Regions from separate parts of the Homo sapiens genome. Here region 2 is linked to region 1. A link is an interaction called in ENCODE POLR2A ChIA-PET data of the cell type or tissue named here. Cell type or tissue: A673. All regions are shown on one strand. Each heading gives the region's core, and the rest is flanking DNA. Links, peaks and the distances in the headings are about the cores only.

The links. ChIA-PET counts read pairs that join two places held together with the same protein. Peaks named below come from ENCODE experiments on the same cell type or tissue, not always from the same donor. Only the 100,000 strongest peaks of a DNase experiment are listed, where the experiment ranks them.
Region 2: POLR2A ChIA-PET joins it to region 1 with 21 read pairs; 1 of 35 experiments calls an interaction of 5 or more read pairs at or near these places.

Annotation. Positions count from the first base shown.
Region 1 is chr14:85,615,482-85,620,870 of GRCh38, reverse strand. The region is part of intron 1 of FLRT2 (fibronectin leucine rich transmembrane protein 2); the gene reads right to left. Among named protein-coding and RNA genes, the nearest start is that of FLRT2-AS1, 87 kb to the right of the region's middle. In A673, for the core only: no CTCF peak of the experiment used is centred there; a DNase peak (open chromatin) is centred at 2,850.
Region 2 is chr14:83,865,798-83,871,186 of GRCh38, reverse strand. No RefSeq gene overlaps it. Among named protein-coding and RNA genes, the nearest start is that of LINC02305, 47 kb to the left of the region's middle. In A673, for the core only: no CTCF peak of the experiment used is centred there; a DNase peak (open chromatin) is centred at 3,136.

The DNA of each region.
Region 1 (5,389 bases), core at 85-5,084:
TCTTTTATCTATTCTTTATCTATTTGCATATCCAAACACTTAATTACAACAGGCACACTGCTGAATCCACTCAATCAGTTAATGATAATTATCTACAAATCCTACTGGTCATAGACTAGTTTCAAGGTAGAGGTGATGACTGACAGCTAGCAAAAGTGAAGGGGAAAATGTGAAGCCCTGCAGAGTTATATATTTAAAAATGCAACATGGAGACTAATAAAGTCACTTAAAAAGATGCATCCTTACAGAAAAGTTATTCCAAATGTATTATATTTCCAAATACATTTACTAGATATGAACTTTCATATACTATGTTATAAAAAAGCTGTAGCTGAATAAGTTGCCATTTCCTTTTAAAATGTATTTTAAAACTCTGATACAAAACCTTATTCATGCTTAATGGAAAATTTTAGAGAATAAAATATAAAGAACACAGTATGAAGGTGATAAAGATTATTCATTATATTATCACTCAAAGATAACTGATCGATTTGCTTACTTTCCTTTTTTCTATACATATACTTAACAAAATTGGAATCATTATTTTTCTTTTTGTTACCTAACATATGTCATGACCACATTACCACATGATTTAAAACAATCATTCAAAGAAAAAAAAGAAATTCAAAGAAAAAATTTTTCAAAGAAAAAAAAGTAGTATAAACGTAGTGAACAGAAGCATGTATGAAGGCAGAGAGACTTTTTTCTTTCCCACTTCTTGTCTCCCTTCCTCTTTATCTTCCTCCAAAATAGCTTGCACCTCAAGTCACCGAGGAGAATGACTAAGCTCCAGCCCACAAAACATTTCCACTTATCTCCTCCTTCGAGACCTCTAGGTCCAGATGAGATACACCATTGTGATCCCTTGAAGAGTTGCCAAGCTCACGACTAGGGGTAAATTATTTTTCAACAGCACCACCTTCCTTCCGTCTGTGCTTTCCTGCTTTTATAGGAGGTCTTTTAGCAAATTTCGAAATGACAGAAGACACAGTTGAGGAAGTCAAGGCAATCCACAGATAGTAATCATGCCTTCTTGCTCCAGAATGTATTCTATCTGTTTTTAGATTAGAGAGGTAAAGAAGTTAATTGAAAGGTGCCAGATTTGATTTCCCTACAAAATAAGCTAACATGACAGGACATGGCGAACTGCAAGTCTCTTAATTCTCACCAATACATGGAGATTGAAACAACTTACATCTAAAAGCATAGAGGAACTATTTGAAATTGTTCTCTTAGCTATCTTTAGAAATATAATTAAAAAAGAAAAAAAGAACACTGGAAATGTTATTTAAGTGTCAAGGATGTTGTAAATGTGTTCTATAATTTAAAAGATTGTTAAGCCATCTCAAAAAATGCCTTCGATGACCAGAAAAGGTAAAACTCATTTTTTATTGTTTCGGAAATATAAGGTGGGTGGGAGGGGATCTTTTTTCAGGTAAAATAGAGAGATACGATGCTTTATTAAAAATCAAGCATGGCCGGGCTTGATTTCATGTGGTGGCTTACACCTGTAATCTCAGCACTTTGGGAGGCTGAGGCAGGCATATAGCTTGAGCCCAGGAGTTCGAGACCAGCTTGGGCAATATAGTGAAACCCCATTTCTATTAAAAATTAGAAAAATTAGCCAGGTGCGGTGGTATGAGCCTGTAGTCTCTGCCACTCTGAAGGCTGAGGTGGGAGGATTGCCAGAGCCTGGGAGGCGGAGGTGAGCCAAGATCATGCTGTTGCAGTCCAGCCTGGGTGACAGAGCAAGAACCTGCCTCAAAAAGAAAAAAAAAAAAAAAAAGTCAAGCATTATTTAATTTTTTACAAAACCTAATATACATTTTGCTGCTGAAAAGGATGCCATTCCTTCCAAAAGAAACCTCTCTATAAACTTAAAGAATAATTTATATAACTGAGGTGGCATAGGAAAAATGAGTTTAATGCTATCAGCCTGATGGCATCCTTAGCTCAGGTTTCAAACCATCTTAATGTTCCCTAACATCTTGGTACTCAAGTGTGGTCCTTGGTCCAGCAGCATGAGCCTAACCTGGCAAGATGGTAGAAAAGCTAAACCTCAGGCCCAGAATGTTAGCGAGAGCCTGGGATGGGCGCATTCAAATTTGTGAAGCACTATGAACATCTTATTTAATCATTCATGTTTTAATTTATTAAATGTAAAATAGATGCAAGAGCATGTTACATGACTCTTTTGAGAAGAGATAAGGCATACTAATCACTTTTGTCCCCGGGAGACAGTCTCAAATAACATCTTATATGTAAATTACATCTTCTGGGTGGAGCAGTGCAATGACTATGTACGACACTTGGCCTTAACAGAAAATGTTTATCTAGATGACAAGTACTAATGCCTAGTAGGACATTAAAGAGTTACTTGTCATCACCGGAGCCCACTTTTGTAAAACATTTAAGAATAAAAAACAGTTTGGTGCTATTAATAATTACTTCCACAAGAGATAGGAAAGTGAGACTAAAGAATAAAATGTAATGTTTTTAAGTATTCTACTGGCATCTTCAAAGTGTGATAGAAGCAACCACTGAAAAGAATGTCCTAGGAGAGAAAAACAGCAGCACCAGGGTCTCTAAGTTCATATGTAAAAAGAATAGATACTTCTACATTGTCTTATAGGCCAAGTATTAGGGGCTAAGAAACAAATCAATACTTGAGGATGATGGTGTTTGCTTAGAGTTCATCAACTAACAGCCTCAAGGACATTAACACTGGGAGCAAACCAAGTACTCAGGGATGGGCCTAGAAACTATTATTATGCATCCAGATCGTAAATTTTCCATTTCCTGAACTGTGTCCTCTGCAAGGAGAGAACAGGCCCCCATCAGCCAACCCTTTGCCCCCAGGCCTTGCTCTCTTGCAGGCATATTTTACTCATGAGTGGCTCTTTTGTAATTATATAAGAAGATGATGTGGTTCTGAAGAAAGCTCCTAATAAGATTACATGGGGCAAACTGTCACTGTTCATATACCTTAATAGGAGAAAAGTCCCATCTAGACCACAATGTGTTGATCGGCTATGACAAGTTCAATTTTGAATGAAAACAAACTCTCAGGGCTTTCTTTGACCTTCTTGGGAATCCCACAAAATAACAGCATGTAGCAGATTTGTTCTGTTCCGTGTATCAACAGCAGCTTACACCTATCAGTGAATGCACTCTATTTTTGTTTCAATCAGTATACATATTGGTAAAATTACAACCACCTAAGCCATAATGATTTTCTACATTTAAATTTTTAAATTTAAATTTTCTTTGCATTTCCAGCTGTGGTTCCTACTGAATAATGAAGGCAGCGATCCTTTTAGACTTTAAGTTGGGGACCATATTTACAGAGAAAGAATGTATAATGGTCACCAAGCATAGATCCTGAGTTCTCATCCTACTTCTATCACCAAGTAGCAGCAGGATCTTGAGTACACATTTCTCTTTTCAAGTCTTAGTCTCCTTATCTGAAAAATGATAATAATAGTTCCTAACTCACAGCACAGTTGACAGGGTTAAACAAAATAATACTTGTGAAAAGCTTATGTCTGTACATGGCAAGAACATAATAATGCTGATTGTTCTCTATGTAATTGTTATTATTAATGATATCCAAAGAGCTGAATTCCACTGTGTAGAACAAAATAAAATCAGCTTTGACCTGCCAAGCTTTATGCACTTCCAACTACCCCAGTTTCTCAGCCTAAGCACTACTGACATTTTGTGCCAGATAATTCTGTGCTTTGGGGCTGTGGTGTACATCCAAAAATGTCTCCAGATGTTGCCATATATATGTCCCCTGGAGTGGGAAAATCGCCAACTGTTGAGAACCGATGATCTACACACACCTTCTTACAAGTGCTTTAGAAAGTTGGCTTTATTGCCACAATTTTCTAGAGAAAATTAAGATAAATTTCTAATAAACATAACCTAAAAATACTTCTCCCATGGACATCAAAAAGCATGAAAATGTAATATACTTTCCATTCATTTATTGAACCAATACTTATTGAGCACTAGAACGAGGATACAGCTGTATGCAGAGCTGATGTAGTTTTTGGCTCATGAGGCTTAAAAGTTAAGTGAGGGGAGAAAAATGAGTAGGCAGGGAATTAGGGTTCTATGTAAAGAGTTCTTAACCCTAGAGCATCAGGTAATCATGGTCCTGTGGAAAGAGTTCTACCCTAGCCCATGAGGTATCAGGAAAAACACTGCAGGCAAAGGATGGCTCTGTGAAAATCGGAAGGATAGAGAGGCCCAAGCCAGGGAAGAAATGTAAGTTCTGCACACAGATCCAAGCTGCTTGTAATGTGAAGCCAGAGATGAATCCCAGCTCAACTGAGAGAAGGAAAAAAATGTTAACTGCACAATACTTTCTCCCAACTCTCTGTCCGCTTCTCACTGAGGTAGTCGTGCTTCTAGAAGATATTAAACGAACTCATGTTTCAAAATCATTGGGCATGTCACCTATAAGTCTAAATGTTGGTGATAAAAATAGTTGCTTTACAAGATGAATTTCAAATATCAAAAGGAAAAGGGTTTTTTTTTTTTTTGTCTTTTAAATATTTCCCTGTTTGTGTGAATACTGTATTGAATATGTTGCTTCCTCTCCAGGAAACTAGAAATTATAAAGAATGGCTTAATGGCAGGTGCTAGGTAAAAACAGAAATTCTCATTTAAAGGAGACCATAGCTTCAAAAGCCTGAGTATAAATCAACATGCAAAAAAAATGCTCTTTGGGGGCAGCAAGAACCCGTCCTTGCCAGTCTCTTAAAGATGACAGTAAAAACCAGCAGCTATTCCAGGCTACTTTATTGTAATTTAACTCTTTTCATAGGAACTGAGACTCAAAGCACGAAAGTCATGCTATAGCTTTCTGCTCAGTGTTTCTCTCCTAGTGCTGCCTAAGAAGGTTTTTTCTTTTTCTAATTAATTCCAGGAGCCTGTATTCCAGGAGCACTTAATAAACTAAAACTATAAAAATCATAGTACAGAAAATAAGAATTGTCAATAAGCATTGCCAATCGCGTAATAGAATGACAAGGACAAACCTAATAAAATCTTAATGGTTTCAGCACTGGCTGAATTGTGACAAGGCAGCACAGTGCATGAAGTGATACAATGAGAAAGCTATACTGAAGAGGAATTCTCTACTGTTTGCACAATAATCAGGAGAGTCCTATAGTTAGCTGACCAAGGTGTGGGGATTAGCAAAGGAATTTAGGGAAACATATATCAATAGCCACCCCGTAGCCTGAAACCATTTTTCTATCTCATTCACTAAACTTCAACCAAGCCCCCGGAAGTTGATCATTAGGCAGATATTTCTCTTTACTGAGATAAAGAGAAAGAAACAAGGGAAAGGAGAAAGAAGGAGAGAGGGAGGGGAGGA
Region 2 (5,389 bases), core at 150-5,149, 1.7 Mb after region 1:
ACAGCAATTTTCTTCTGACATTATGGTTAGTTGGCTTACAAGTTGGAAATGAGATGCTAGACTGTACATATGCTCAAAAGAGATTTTTTTCTCTCTCTCTCAAGTTTCTGAAACCACTCAAGCTTTCCTGGCAAATATTAAGCTTATAACCCTTTAAGAACTATGAAAGTCATAGTGCAGTGTTCCTAACAGGGGAAACCAGAGATTAAATAAAGACAGATTCATATACAGCTCTATTGCATTTTTTTAAGCAGCTTTGCTTTTAAACCTAGAAACAGACAGGATATTGTTGATTTAGATATTATGGGAAGGTCACATGTTAAAAGTCTTTCTCCCACACATTAAAAAACCCACAAGAAATATCTTGTTGAAGTTCAATTCCCAACACCTCAGAAAGTCCTATCTTCTTACTTCTTCAGTCCTTTGGCACATTCTTACTGCCCCATTATCCACCCCAAACCAGCAGCTGCTTAAGATGGAATTCACAGACAGCTGCTGGGAATATTTTTCAAACACGAAGAAACGTAAGTTGAAAAGTTCACAACAAAGTTTTACCCATTCTCAAACAAGGAGGCTGCAACACTTATGATAGTCATATAAAAGGGAGATCACTGAGTAAGGAAAAAATATGTTTGAAGGTGTTAAAATACTATTTTCTACTAGCAAATTAACAAATTTATTAGGATGCAATGCTAGTTGCAGTGAAGCTGTTGGCACTTTTATTTACCTCTATTAGGAATATAAATAAGAACATTTTGTAAGTTTAAGGATGTTGATGTTAGCAGAAAATAGAAAAAATAATGTCCTATAATACTGACTATAATTCTGTATATAGATCAGGTGAAACTCTCTGCCATTGCAAATATAATATTACAAAATAATATCTGAAGACTCTTGAGAATGCTCATAACATATTAAATAAAAAAGGTTATAAAACAATATATGAAACTGTTTTATTTTGTAAACATATATGTATATACAATTGTATTTACCAAAATATAAACAGTAGTTATTTCTGGTTGGTAGAATTTAGAAGTAGATATTCATTTTATTCTCAATTGCTTTTATACAAGTCTGTCCTCCAATCAAATTGCATTATTCTTAAAATATCATGGTAGCATAAAGTACTTTGAAAAGAAAGTAGCAATTCTCTTGTCGTAGGTAAAGCTATATCTGGAACAGGAAACAAAGATCCAACTGGGTTTTTCTTTCTGTTGCGAGATCTTTGGATTCTGGGCTCATTGATAGATGTAGTACGTGATAAATATGCAAGTTAATGGTGTTGGTTTGGGTTGATTTGGGTGCAAGTAATATATTTGAAAGTGAGAGGGAAGAACTGAGACAGGGAAAGAGAAAGGTACGTTAATGAATAGGTCACAGAAAAAGGAACATTAATGAATTGGTCACTGCTGTAGATAACTAAGTCTCAGTCCAACGTGGACACTTTGAGAACCTGTGTTGAATGTGCATAGAAATTATGCCACTAAGTAGTGAAGATGCTGTGAGAGCTGTCCACTAATTTCTTTTTTCTTTTTTTTTTTTTTTTTTTTGTTGTTGTTGTTGTTTTGTTTTGAGATGGAGTTTCACTCTTGTTGCCCAGGCTGGAGTACAATGGCTCACTGCAACTGGAGTACGATCTCAGCTCACTGCAACCTCTGCCTCCCGGGTTCAAGGGATTCACCTGCCTCAGCCGCCCGAGTAGCTGGGATTACAGATATGCGCCACCACGCCCTGCTAATTTTGTATTTTTAGTAGAGATGGGGTTTCTTTATGTTGGTCGGGCTGGTCTCGAACTCCCAACCTCAGGTGATTTACCCACTTCAGCCTCTCAAAGTGCTGGGATTATAGGTGTGAGCCACCGTGCCCAGCCCTATCCACCAATTTCTATCCTTCATTGGTTGAGGGTCACTTCAGTGGGTTAACTTGCATTTTCAATTTGTGTAACATAGAATACCCACAAATGACTGGCAGAGAAAATACTTGGGGCACCAACAGAGTCTTCTACATCAGGGGCCCCCAACGGCTACTGGTCTAGGGCGTGTTAGGAACTGGGCCACACAGCAGGAGGTTAGTGGCAGGCAAGCAAGCATTACTGCCTTAGCTCAACCTCCTGTCAGATCAGTGGCAGCATTTGATTCTCATAGGAGTGTGAACCCTATTGTGAACTGTGCAGGTGAGGGATCTAGGTTGTGAGCTCCTTATGAGAATCTAATGCCTGTTGATCTGAGCTGGAACAGTTTCATCCCAAAACCATCTCCCCACACCCTGTAGTCCGTAGAAAAATTGTTTTTCATGAAACTGCTCTTTGGTGCCAAAAAAAGTTGGGGACTGCTGCTCTACATAGCTTTATATGATGTTTGCATTTACAAGTGAATATGCTGTTACTCAGTGGATGATATATTCCTGGATCAGAGGGTGACTGGTGATTGTAGAAATTTGGGTTTCAGTTCTGGTGTTTGCTAGCTACGCGGGCTTTGATAAGAACAGAATGTCTCTGGGTCTTAATGTCCTAATTTGCAACAACACGGCCAACCATGCTACCTGAAAATGACTCCAAGCATCACTGAGTTTTGGAAAGATTAAAACAAACTAAAATGTGCCTCATGGTTTCACCTCCATTTACCAACTGGGATTGGAAAAGACTGAACAAAAATTAAAAAGTAAAGTTGAAGCTTGTGCACAGGCAAAATCAGGGATAATAGAATGTTCCAAGATTTCTTAGAAATTCCTAATTTTATATCATCTGTCTGTAAGAAGAATATTATCACCTCAGGTCCTACACATTGGTGTTTTGGTCTCAGCAGATTCCCAGACCTAAGGTCTCCGGTGTATCTGGGGCCAAAATAAATAAAATCCTCGCCGATATTTTTCTGGTTAATATAGCTGGATTCTTCTCTTTTAAAAAATTATTTTCCAAGAATGTAATATTTCTATGATGGTTGTACCTAGTCAACATTATTAGTTTCGTTTGCTCCCTGCAGGGGCAGAATTGACCCTCAGGTCTATGGGGATGGATCCAGCTTTCTCCCCTGTGGGGTTCTCTAAGTTGGCAGCCTTTCCTACCTCACCCCCAAGCTCCCTTTTGCACGTGCAGCCACACTCATCACATTGGGGTGCAGCTCATCTTTCATGGCTGGCAGGCTGCCAACACTGCTTTGAACTGTGGAAAATCTGAGAAGTGCTTGATAGCTTTTTATATAGCTTGGTTTGATACCAATAACTCTTGAGTGTGGATGTCAAGGCAACAAAGCTGCAGCTCACAAAGAAAGAAAAATAATAATAAAATAAATCCCCAAAGATTATAAGTGAATAATCTGTGAAATGCTCAGAAGAATTTTCCTATTGTTTCTCCGCATGTTACTCAGAGGGCCTTGTTAATTAAGGTTCAGGACCAAGAAGTGAATCTGTCATCAAGTCGCCATTCCTCCTGCATGCATAACAAATTGCTCACATAAACTGTCCCCAAATCTCATCATCTCTCACTTCCCCCCTCCAGGAACTTTAAAGGATTGCGCTGCTATACTAGCCTGCAGTTCCATTATGTGAGAAGCACAATTTGGCTTTAGCTGCAATTTTCAAATATTTATGAAAGCAAGATTAGGGGCAGAACTAAACAAGATCTGTGCACATGTCTTGTGAATTAATAGTTTCAGTATTTTATGGGGTTGGACTTCCAAGGAGATAGGTGAGAAAAAAGCTGGGTGGAGGGGCGGACCATGACCTCTCACAAGTTTACACACACAAAAAGTTGGTATCCATTCCTATTAGGATAATTTATCAACAGAGTCCCCTAAAACAGAGAAGCTTAATCTCAGGCTTAGCTCACTTCTCTTTTGAAATCACAGAATTCATAACAGGCTCAGCATTTGGTCAGTGTGTATTTTCTTTTCCCATAGGGCCTGCAAAGAGAAAAAGAAAAGCATAGATGAGGTTTAAATAAATGGAGCTATGCCAAAGAATTTAGCATAGTCATTTGTCTTTGGTACCTTAACAGAGCAGAGAAAGAAGTTCTTGGAGTCAACCTCAGGCTGTGCAGAACAATGTCAATTCAAAATAATTGGAATTTATTACCATAAACTAAACAGAGTAGGCAAGGGCTTTCTTACTCCGTCCTAAACTTCACTTTGGTTGTAGTTAATCCCATCAAAGGATAAAAGAAAAGTTGTATATTAATACATTTAGATCCATCTTGGGGTAATTTTGCAAATTGCACGCAATCTATGGTAGGTACTTGATTTTTTTTTATGTTTCCCATGATTACCCACTTTGCTCCATTTTCATATCATTAAGGTCTCTTTTGATTCACCCTGCTAACACTTTTTCATCTTTACCCATCTTTCCTTAGCAGCGTTGTGGCTTGGTATTCAAGGTATTGAGTAGTATATCAAAGGATGTGGGTTTTCATACTGTCATGGGTTGAATTGTGTTTCCCCAAAATTTATATTTGGAAGTCTAATCCCTCCCACCTCAGAATGAGACCTTATTTATGGATAAGATATATATGGAGGTAATAAAGTTAAAGTGAGATCATTAGGACAGATCCAAATCCAATATGATGGTGTCCTCATAAGAAATAAACATTTGGACACAGGCTTCCCTGCAGGAAGCATGCCATTTGAACATGAAGAGAGCCAAGGAGAGAGCCAGCTTGTCAGCCAAGGAGACAGCCATGGAACGGATCCTTCCCTCACACCCCACAGAAGGATATTGTGTCCACAATTGGTTCCTGCCGGTGGGTTCGTGGTCTCGCTGACTTCAAGAATGGAGCCGCAGACCTTTGCGGTGAGTGTTACAGCTCTTAAAGATGGCATGGACCCGAAGAATAAGTGGTAGCAAGGTTTATTGTGAAGAGTGAAAGGACAAAGCTTCCACAGTGTGGAAGGGGACCCGAGCAGGCTGCCACTGCTGGCTGGGGTGGCCAGCTTTTATTCCCTTATTGTCTTCTCCCATGTTGCGTTTCTGTCCTATCAGAGTGCCCTTTTCTTCAATCCTCCCCACGATTGTCTACTTTTAGAATCCTACTGATTGCTGCATTTTACAGAGAACTGATTGGTGGGTTTTACAATCCTCTTGTAAGACAGAAAATTTCTCCAAGTCCCTACTCGACCCAGGAAGTCCAGCTGGCGTCACCTCTCAATATAACCCTGCCAACAATTTGATTGCAAATTTCTGGCCTCCACACTGAGAGACAATAAATTTCTGTTTAAACAACCCAATTTGTGGTTATTACAGCAGGCCCAGAAAATGAATGTATATAACTGTTAGTTATTTCCTAGGTAACCCAGGGCATGCCACTTCTTGCCTCTGGGTCTTTGTTTATTTAAATACAATACAGTGATAATTATTCCTGCTTCAAATATTTTAAAGATAGTGGCAAAACTCAGGTAAG